Regions from separate parts of the Homo sapiens genome. Here region 1 is linked to region 2. Evidence: chromatin loops called from intact Hi-C (ENCODE). Cell type or tissue: ascending aorta. All regions are shown on one strand. Links, peaks and the distances in the headings refer to the core of each region. The heading gives the core; the rest is flanking DNA. Region 1 overlaps TNRC6B (trinucleotide repeat containing adaptor 6B). Region 2 holds the start of LOC124905121 (a long non-coding RNA gene).

Region 1 (5,380 bases), core at 260-5,259, 80 kb before region 2:
GTTGAGAATAAAAGAACCAGGGGCAGGCAAATGGTCTGAAGAAAAGGAAAAGAAGAAGGAGTCTGGGTTGGAGGAGGTGGGAATTTACATCTTGGAAGGGCTTAAGATAGCACTTCCTGGGGTAAACCCCGGGCAGAGCATTCCTGTGTGCTTTACCTGTGCTAACTCATTTCATCTTCATGAAGACCCTGTGAGCTGGTGCGGAGAGACTGTGTTGCCCGAGGCTACACAGGTAGGAAGTGACCCCGATGGCCTCGGCTGCTGAGCTTCTGTGCTTGGGCATTATGGTATTCTGCCCTAGGAAGAAACCAGACAAAATACTTCTCCCAGGCCAGGTAGCATTGCAGTAGCTTCCTGAAGTTGCTGGGCCAGCTTTCCTTCCAGAAGAAATATTTGGCGTGGTGTGGAAGGGGGCTGTGAACTGTCTCCTCCCTTTTAGAAGAAATATCTGTATTTCAGGTAGCAGTGTCCTTGATACAGAACTCTTAGTTTTCCCCACCTGCTTTGCACATGCTTGAATGTCCTTTAATAGGAAACAAAGATGCCTAACATCTCACAATTGGGAAAGGCTTTAAATGCAATCAGCCTGTGAATTCTCTGAGCTGTAGCAGCTTCTGTGTTTACTTGTCCTCCCCCCACCAATAGAGAAGAAAAGCCAGAGTGGCTGGTCCCTCCACCAGCTTGGGGAAGGGGAGGGGGAGACTTTTAGGCACTGTGGTCCCTAAAAGGAGGCGAACTGGTGTTTCCTGCTACAGAACACTGGTGCATCTGCAGTGGTTTGGGGAGGACGTCTGAGTCCTGTGATGTATCACTCAGGGTCTAGGCCCTTTGTAAACCCAGGGGAGACCTGCTTTAAATTTTGCTGGGAGCCCTCCTTTAAATTTTGCTTGGAGGCCTTTTGGAAGCGCAGAGGCTTTGCAAATGACACATGCAGACAGCTTTATCCTTCTGTGTGAAGAAGAATTATTTGCAGAGACAACAATGTATGTTCATGGTACCTTTTTTGTTTGCATTTTTTAAATGTCTGGCTTTGCTCTTGAGGCAATTTGGAAGGATTGCCACTATATTTTCTTGGATGTAAACAAATTATAATGGTTTTAAAAGAAACAACACACCAAAACCACATCATCTTACATGCCAAGGAAGTTTAGATATTTCAGATATTGAAAATATAGAGCAAATAGATCATCTGGCATTATTTACTGATAATTCTTAGATTAATTCCTGATCCCAGTGTTTTCTTTTGAGGCCACGTGTTTGAAATGTCTAACCTGCTGGGACCTTTCCAGCTCTGCTTGATTCACTATTAGGGACTAGCTTTTTTGCCTTTGTCGTCTTCTCTTTTTTTTAATTTATTAGAGACAGGGCTTTGCTCTGTCACCCAGGCTGGAGTGCAATGGCACGATCTTAGCTCACTACAGCCTCAAACTGGAGCCAAACAATACTCCTGGGTTAGCCTCCCAAGTAGTTAGGACTACAGGTGCACACCACCACACCTGGCTAAATTTTTCTGTAGAGACGGGGCCTTGATATGTTGCCCAGGCTGGTCTCAAACTGCTGACCTCAGGCAATCCTCCTGCCTTTGCCTCCCAAGGTGCTGGGATTATAGGCATGAGCCACCATCCTCAGCTTTATTTTGTTTTGTTTTGTTTTGTTTTGTTTTTTGAGACGGAGTCTCGCTCTGTCGCCCAGGCTGGAGTGCAGTGGCGCAATATCAGCTCACTGCAAGCTCCACCTCCCAGGTTCACACCATTCTCCTGCCTCAGCCTCCCCAGCAGCTGGGACTACAGGCGCCCGCCACCACGCCCAGCTAATTTTTTTTGTTTGTTTGTATTTTTAGTAGACGGGGTTTCACCGTGTTAGCCAGTATGGTCTCAATCTCCTGACCTCGTGATCCGTCTGCCTCAGCCTCCCAAAGTCCTGGGATTACAGGTGTGAGCCACCGCGTCCAGCCTTTTTTTTTTTTCTTTTTAATACACTGCTAGGTTGGCCCATAGTGCATCATATTGTTAACACCTTTGATTTTAAAAATTGCTTACCTCTAATGGATTTTTTTCTTTTTTTGAGACAGGGTCTCAGTCTGTTGGAGTGCAATGTCACAATCTCAGCCTCAACCTACCGGGCTCAAGCAGTCCTTCCATCTCAGCTACCAGAGTAGCTGGGGCTACAGGCTCCACCACCATGCCTGGCTAATTTTTTTGTAGAGGTGGGGCTTTCTAATGGATTTTTAATAATGTGATCTTCTTCTATCACATGTTAAATCCTAATAGTTACTGGTACTTAATAGATCTAGAGGTAAAAACCAGATAACCCACCACTGAATAAATGAGTGCCTCAGTGGTCCAGGACCCTAAAACTGGGCCTCGTTGGAGTCTCTAGGACTTGTTGGCACCTTTATTTGGAAGTCAGGGTAGAAAAAACAGCTTATTTGTTCATTTCTTTCTCCTAGAATATTTCTATTCTCCTGAGGCAGGGATGAGTTGGTTGCTCATTTTTAGATTATGGAACTCTTGCTGATGTTTTTTTCTGGAACTCTTGCTGATGTTTTTTTCTGGTTTCCCTTTGTTTGGGTCGGGGCAGTGATAGGGCAGATGTGGTTCAGGCTCGCAGTTATGACCTGTACTCTGCAGTAGCTTCTCTCTGAGGTTCTGTGTAACCAAATTTTAAAACATTGCTCTGAGTCATGCTGAGTTTTTCCATAAGGCTCTGGTCGGGGGGAAGGGACATGAACTGATTCATTAAGTGCCTATTATGCTGCACACACTTCCATTACCTCATTTAGTCCTCCCAACAACCTGATGTGGAGGATGGTTTTATCTTCATAAGAAAAAAGGAGTGCTGACAGCTCAGTGACCAGGCTGCAGCCATGTACACATGAGGAGGTGGAGGAACTGGGTGCTGTAACTCCACCAAAATTTTCTTCTCTTCCCAAGCTGCCTTAAACACAGTGCAGAGTGATTTGCTAATTGATTGGTTGAATCCCTGTATTATAAAGTGGAGTGTCTTAAAATATGGATGCAGATGACGGGAACAGCTTGCTGGCTTTATGGTGTCCTCAGCACTGCATTCATGATAAACAACAGGAGAATGAGACTGTGCTGATCGTGTGCAGAATAGGAGGTCTTTGGGAGCATCCCTGGCTGGCTGCTGAAAGGTGTTTTTCTTGTTTTTTTTTGAGACAGAGTCTCACACTGTTGCCCCTCGCTGGAGCGCAGCACATGGCTTGATCTCAGCTCACTGCAACCTCCACCTCCCGGGTTCAAGCGATTCTCCTGCTTTTCAGCCTCCCAAGTAGCTGGGATTACAGGTGCCTGCTACCACACCCAGGCTGATTTTTTGTATTTTTAGTAGAGACGGGGTTTCACTATGTTGGCCAGGCTGTTCTCAAACTCCTGACCTCATGATCTACCCCCCTCGGCCTCCCAAAGTGCTGAGATTACAAGCATGAGCCACCGCACCCAGCCGAAAGGCGTTTTTCTTTTTCTTTTTTTTTTTTTTTGAGACAAGTCTTGTTCTGTTGCCCAGGTTGGAGTGCAGTGGTGCGATTCATAGTTCAGTGCAGCCTCGACCTTCTGGGCTCAAGCTGAGATCCTCCTGTCTCAGCCACGCAAGTAATTGGGACTACAGGCATGAGCCACCGTGCCTGGCTAATTAAAAAAAACTTCTTTTAACAGAGACAGGGTCTCCCTGTGCTGCTCAGGCTGGTCTTGAACTCCTGGGCTCAAGTGATTCTCCCACCTCAGCCTCCCAAAGCGCTGGGATTACAAACATGAGCCACCATGCCTGGCCCATTTTTTCTTTTTAAGCAACATGACAGATTAACTAAAAAAGAAAAATCACTGAATGGTTAAAAAGTTTACTTCAGGTGATTAATTGAAAAACCAATTGATTAATAAAGACATTTTTAAAGGATCTAAACTGTATTGAGTTTAAGTTGTAATTCTTAAAGCATAATCAGAAGGCTTATCAAAGCTATAACGAAGAAAATAGAAGTCATTTGTAATTAGACAATAATTAAAGGCAAGTACATGCCCAGTGATTTTAAAGTGCTTGAAAACAATTAGTTTTCTTAAGTAGGTTAAATATCTGGGTTACAAGCTTGTTTACACTATTAATTTACTTAGCAAACCTGTTCTTCATAGATGATGCAAAGTTGAATTTTAGTTTGGCCGTCTGAATTATTACAAGTTCTAACTTAACAGATATTCTTTAAAAAATACATTTTTACATTAATTCTTTTTAATTTTAAAAGCATTCTTCTTTTCTCTCTCTTTTCCTTCCTGAACAGTTCAGTCCTAGAGGCTATTAAGTGGGCTCAGCAAGGTGTTGGCCTGGCCAGGGGTATCAGAGCCTGAGTAGGATGAGGAGGGAGGGTCTGGTGTGCTGTGTCAGAGCCCAGGAGAGGTGAGAAGGGCATCCATTGCTTCTGGGATGCCCTTCCTGTATTGATTGGTTGAATATAGGAGGATTGATGAAATAAGTATGTTCAGGATAATGGCCCCCAGCAGCTCTCACTGTTGAAGAACATTACAGATATTGGAAAGGAGACAGCTAGAATTAACCCTGTGATGCTAGATCGGAATCAGAAGTATTGGTGTGAATGCCTGGATTTTAATAAGGACCGATAAAAATAGCAATAAAATCTTTGCAAAAGGCATGCATGCATGTGTATTTATATGCATATGTGTGTGCACATACATACGCACATCTGTTTCCTAGTTCTGTTGGTAGTAGAGGGGGAGGGTGCCTGGGAACAGCAGTATTCCAATAGCAGTGAGTGTATCAGGTTTCTAGATCTTGGCTTCTATATCCCATTTTCCACTAAAAGGAACCCCAGCTGCTTGGAGAAATGGCTGATTATAGGATTGGAGCAGGAATGTTTAACATGAGCCTGGAACATCTTGGGTTAGAAAGCAAAGAAGTCTTCAAAGAGTGATGAAAACATGCCAAAAGGACCCAGAGTCAGTTTGAAGCGGTTCCCACTGGCCAAATCTGAGTTTATTTCAAAATTTAAGAAGTGATAGTCATGGATTAGAACCTGCTGAGTAAAAAAGAAAACTAAGAGTTCTCACACAGCTTCACCTACTTTGTAAGAAAACCTATGTACGGACTTATCAGTAAATTCAGCATTTGAAGAATGGGTTCTCTAAATTTCAAAGTACTTCTTCAAAAATACTTAATGATTACAAAGGAGAAAAAGAGCAACTTTCCAATGGAGAGGCCTGGCAGATGCCACCTTAACCAGGTAATCCCAGCAGTGGAACAAATTGAAATCATGCCACCTGCTAGGATGCAAAGAGAACACACCATTCCCTCTGCAGTGTTCCTGCCAAGGCACATGACCTCAATCTAATTATGAGGAAATGATAGGCAAACCTGG
Region 2 (5,380 bases), core at 222-5,221:
TTGTGTGCTATAGCAGCTAAATGATTAATGATATCTCTTTTTTTTTTTTTTTTGAGACGGAGTCTTGCTCTGTCGCCCAGGCTGGACTGCAGTGGTGCAGTCTCAGCTCACTGCAAGCTCTGCCTCCCAGGTTCACACCATTCTCCTGCCTCAGCCTCCCGAGTAGCTGGGACTACAGGCAGCTGCCACCACGCCCGGCTAATTTTTTGTATTTTTAGTAGAGATGGGGTTTCACCATGTTAGCCAGGATGGTCTCGATCTCCTGACCTCGTGATCCCGTCCACCTCGGCCTCCCAAAGTGCTGGGATTACAGGCGTGAGCCTCTGCGCCCAGCCTAGCAGCTAGATGATTTCTCTACATCATGTACCAGGTTGTGTACTAAACTTTTCACCTTCTGTGTGAAAGTCCTCATCACAGTTTGATGAGGACTTTGGTTTTCAATCTAGAACAGTAGTCTTTGAGCCTGAACCAGTGTCTTCGCAGACCCTCTCTTTTTTCAATTCCAGATTTTCGTTTGACAAATAAAATAGTGGAAATACGAAATGGGCATCCAATACTTAACTTCAACATGAGAGTCTTGGCACCCTATGAAACGGTTCACAGCTAATATTCTCCCACGTTTCAAATACCAGATGCCATCTTAGAGGCCTTCCCATGTCTGAGGATTGGGCCTTCATCCCCTTTGCCCTTTGCCTATAGGACACTAATTTTGTAGATGACTCTTTCTTTTATAGCATAAGAATACAGTCTGTTTCTGTTTAGAGATGTTTTGCTTAAGCAGTCACTTACGGGTTTTCTTCTATTAAGAGCTTTTATTTCTTCAGTCACAGAAGGAATTATTCAGCAAACTTTTCAGCATTCCTTGCACTCTTAGGTTGTCTAGTGTGATTTTGGCTTTCTTTTGGTTATTTACAAATTAACAATGAGACTAAATTAACTGATTGAAAGGGACTAATAAATACCTCTCTAGGTTGACAACCAAGATTTAATTAAGTTAATTGGGAATTGACTCTTTCAGCCCCAGTACCAGTGATTCTGACTTTATATACCGAGGGCGTTTTTTTTAAAAATTGTGATAAAATACATATAACATATAATTTACCATAGCGTACATTTTTAAGTGTACAGTTCAGTGGCAATAAGTATATTCACATACTTATGTTGCCATTTACCACCATCTATCCGCAGAACTCTTTCTATCTTACAAAACTGAACTCTGTACCTATTAAACAGTAACTCCCCATTCCCCCCTCCCTCTAGTGAGGGCTTTTTTGACCTTAAAACCTGTACTAGCTGGCTGCGGTGGCTCATGCCTGTAATCCCAACACTTTGGGAGGCTGAGGCAGGTGAATCACCTGAGGTCAAGAGTTCAAGACCAGCCTGGCCAACATGGCAAAACCCCGTCTCTACTAAACCTACAAAAATTAGCTGGGTGTGGTGGCAGGCAGCTGCAATCCCAGCTACTTGGGAGGATGAGGCAGGAGAATTGCTTGAACCCAGGAGGTAGAGGTTGCAGTGAGCCGAGATCGCGCCATTGCACTCCAGCCTGGGTGACAAGAGCGAAACTCAGTCTCAAAAAAAAAAACCGCCCCCCACACACACACCAAAAAAACCTGTACTAAACTTAAGTACTTCGTCACTTTCAAGGATAATAAAATTGATTTGATGACTACCATCACGGGCTGGGCACGGTGGCTCACACCTGTAATCCCAGCACTTTGGGAGACCGAGGCAAGCGGATCACGAGGTGAGGAGATGGAGACCATCCTGGCTAGCATGGTTAAACCCCATCTCTACTAAAAATACAAAAAATTAACCGGGCATGGTGGCGGGTGCCTGTAGTCCCAGCTACTCGGGAGGCTGAGGCAGGAGAATGGCGTGAGCCCGGGAGGCAAAGCTTGCAGTGAGTTGGGATGGCACCACTGCACTCTAGCCTGGGTGACAGAGAAAAAAAAAAAAAAAGATAGCTATCATCACAACATAGAGAATTTTCACCTGTGAAATACACAACTGCACAAAGCCCCAGCCCACCCAGTCCTCTTCATAGTTCCCCCTGCTTCCCTCACAGAAGTGAAAGTGGAGCTCATGGTCAGTGCCTTGTTCAGGGGAGAAACTAGTTTGTCCCATTAAAAAATTAAAACCTACCTCTGCCCTACTTTGCCCAGGAGATCAGCAATGGTGTCTTCCACTAGGTCTCTTTACCACCAGGACCAATGTCTTTTATGCTGTGAAACAAACAGAGGAAGCACTATGAGTTCCTTATAATGCCCAGTTTAAATAGGCTCCTTTCCAAATGACACGCACTGACATCAAACTGTTTTCTCCTAACATAAACCAGTTTGGGTTACGAGGAGAGCAGCCTAATGAAAGTGAAAGTAGTCGTGTGCAAAACTTCTATTTTAGAAAATCATATCAGACTTCTTTCTATTTGAAAAGCAAAAGTACCAGCTGAGCATGTATTTTTCCAGTTACTTCTGGTTCAGTGTGGTGAATTTTATAAAAATGAAAACATAGATATAACTAGGGCTTATTAATCATTTAAACTAACATAAAATATCAACATAATTTTAGTTAAAGAGAAATAGGACTTAAAAAGGTAAACTCAAGTCTACATTTTCAGTCTGTATTAATAAAACTCAGGAGGCTGAAATAAATTATTTGGTTCTGAGGTTCCGTGTTTCATTTCTGTAGTGCTCACTCAAAGGAGGAAACAATGATTCATGGATGAATCCTCTTGCCAAACAGTTTTCAAATATGGGATTGCTGGTAAGTTTTATTTTTTTCAAATGTATAACGTATCCCAACTTTTAGGTTTAATATTAATACCAATTTTAAGACAACTGCCACATATAGTACAAAATTAAAGATTTAAAAACTAGTTAAGCAATGTTCTTGACCTTTTGAGTTAAGTAATATTTCTCTTCTATTCTTATTAATGACATACTCCAACATTTAAAGGTTATGGCTTTTAAATGTGTAGTCATTTTGTCCTTTTCCTTAGGAGGATAGAGAAGAAAGAGGCATTAAAAATTTATACAATTGTTTCCAACCGCATTACTGTACTAGTTTTCATATTATGATTTTTTAAAAAGGCAACGATAACGAAACTAGAAAAACTATACTGGGACTAATTACATAGGGAATTCTTGTAGAATTTCTGATTTCTTTATCTCTCGGCAACGTTGTGGGGACACCCTGTCCCTGGTTGCCAAAAGACAAATGACTTGACTTGGCTGCACAGTTGAAGGTTTGATGACTTGACAAGTCACGAGAAGAAGTTGTCATTATTTGGCGGTCACTCATGGAATTTGATCCTGGGCTGACTAGAACTTAAGGACGGGGGTTTATTTCTTCAGGCAGCTGTTTATCTATTGCTCTCTTTGTAGACTTATTGAGACTAATTGTATGTGAAAACTGAATTGTAGGAATATAGGCCCAAACAGCAATCAAGCTAGCATATTAAAAATGTTAATGTCTTCAGTACCATCAAGTTCATTTCAGAGAACCTTCTATGGTGCCAGTAGTAAGACGTGGCTCTCAGGTGAATAATGCCACTTCTTTGATTCAAAGATGTGCATCCTTAATTCTCTCTCATCTGTTCTTTATTTTCCAGAGTCAGACTGAAGATAATCCAAGCAGCAAAATGGATTTGTCTGTAGGTGTGTATCACTCCGCTGAAAAGAATGGAGTATATCAGTGTTACAGTGTCCTTTTGGCATCTCCTGCCCAATTTGATTAGGGATAGGTGCAGTTCAGTAGACATTGATTGAGCACTTACTCTTTGTAAGGTACTGTGCTAGACACTGGGCAGGGATAGAAAACTCACATGACTACAGGAGTCAGCAAAGAATGTAAATAAGTGATGTGTGCCGGGTATAAGAACCTGGGACGAGGCCGGGCATGGTGGCTCATGCCTGTAATCCCAGCACTTTGGGAGACCGAGGTGGGTGGATTACGAGGTCAAGAGATCGAGACCATCCTGGCCTACATGGTGAAACCCCATCTCTACTAAAAATACAAAAATTAGCTGGGCATGGTGTGGCGCACCTGTAGTCCCAGCAACTCTGGAGGCTGAGGCAGGAGAATGGCGTGAACCCAGGAGGCAGAGGTTGCACTGAGCCGAGATTGTGCCACTGCACTCCAGCCTGGCAACATAGCGAGACTCAGTCTCAAAAAAAAAAAAAAAAAACCTGGGACGAGGTGGCCACAGGTTAACTGTGGAGCGTCCACCTAGAAGAATCAGCCTTGCATTGCTCCTAGCAGTTGCTGCTCTGGAGGAATCCAGGCTGAGCTATGACAAGTCTTTCAGCAGAGGCCAGAAATTCAGATATATACTGGCATTATGATTTTTGTATTTATTTATTGATTTTTTGAGACGGAGTCTTGCTCTGTCACCCTGGCTGGAGTGCAGCAGCTTGATCTCTGCTCACTGCAACCTCTGCCTCCCAGGTTCAAGCGATTTTTCCCGCCTGAGTCTCCTGAGTAGCTGGGATCACAGGCGTGTGCCGCCACGCACAGCTAATTTTTGTATTTTTAGTAGGGACGGGATTTCGCCATTTTGGCCAGGCTGGTCTCGAACTCCTGACCTCCAGTGATCCACCTTCCTCGCCTTCCCAAAGTGCTGGGATTGCAGGTGTGAACCACTGTGCCCAGCCCTGATTTTTATATGTCAGAACTAATTCGGGTCTCTTAAAATGCTCTATGGGGCCAAACAAATTGTGTGCCAGATGTGGCCCTCAAGTTGCCAGTCCTGTCTGTACCAGGATGCTTCGTTATTGACAAACTCTCACATTGCAACTGGAGTGGAAACGGTGTTAGCCACTAGTCTGTGGGGTTTTCATAGTAATGCTCTTGATCACCCTGAGGAACTTGAAAAGAATCAAACTAAGAAGAAATGAAAATAATTCTGGGTAGTAAAGGAAGTAGGTAGTCTTTGATCTATGATATTTCTAAATATGAGAATAATTAAAACATAAGTTTCCTGGGGCAGCACTGGTTATATCAGCAGACGACAGCACATTTATAGAGTTGTGAAAGAAAAGTGGTATAGTTATGGCACCTGGGAAATTGCACCGTGTAGGTAATGTGGACACATCTTCTGTGTTCAGCTCTTAAGTTCTAAATTTTAGGGCAACCACTGTGCCTCTTTGATCTTTTTATTCCTTGTAACTATGTTTCACCCAGACCATTTATCTAGATGATGCTAAAATAGCAAAAACAGACAACTTCTCTCCCTGAGGACATTTGAATTTATGAGCAAGATGTGTTCATCAGACACATCAGTATCCAGTCTAAATGTTTTCTTAGCGAGATTTTTGCCAGGTTATCCCTAAGGCTCTTTCAGTCTTCCATGGAAAACAAACTACAACAGATACATGTT

The links. A loop is a pair of places that touch in the nucleus more often than their neighbours do. Peaks named below come from ENCODE experiments on the same cell type or tissue, not always from the same donor. Only the 100,000 strongest peaks of a DNase experiment are listed, where the experiment ranks them.
Region 1: it touches region 2 in a loop (2.2-fold over the local background); 18 of 110 quality-filtered maps call a loop at or near these places.

Annotation. Positions count from the first base shown.
Region 1 is chr22:40,194,123-40,199,502 of GRCh38, forward strand. All of the region lies in intron 1 of TNRC6B (trinucleotide repeat containing adaptor 6B), which reads left to right. Among named protein-coding and RNA genes, the nearest start is that of TNRC6B, 19 kb to the left of the region's middle. RefSeq lists enhancers at 1,160-1,694, 1,695-2,227. In ascending aorta, for the core only: no CTCF peak of the experiment used is centred there; DNase peaks (open chromatin) are centred at 2,709 and 3,539; H3K4me3 peaks cover 581 bases; H3K27ac peaks cover 1,385 bases.
Region 2 is chr22:40,274,386-40,279,765 of GRCh38, forward strand. It overlaps TNRC6B (trinucleotide repeat containing adaptor 6B), which reads left to right. Exons shown (of 23, transcript NM_001162501.2): 8 at 2,692-2,766; 9 at 3,614-3,659. It overlaps LOC124905121 (a long non-coding RNA gene), which reads right to left and starts at 2,448. Exons shown (of 2, transcript XR_007068107.1): 1 at 2,146-2,448. In ascending aorta, for the core only: no CTCF peak of the experiment used is centred there; a DNase peak (open chromatin) is centred at 3,256; H3K4me3 peaks cover 1,914 bases; H3K27ac peaks cover 5,000 bases.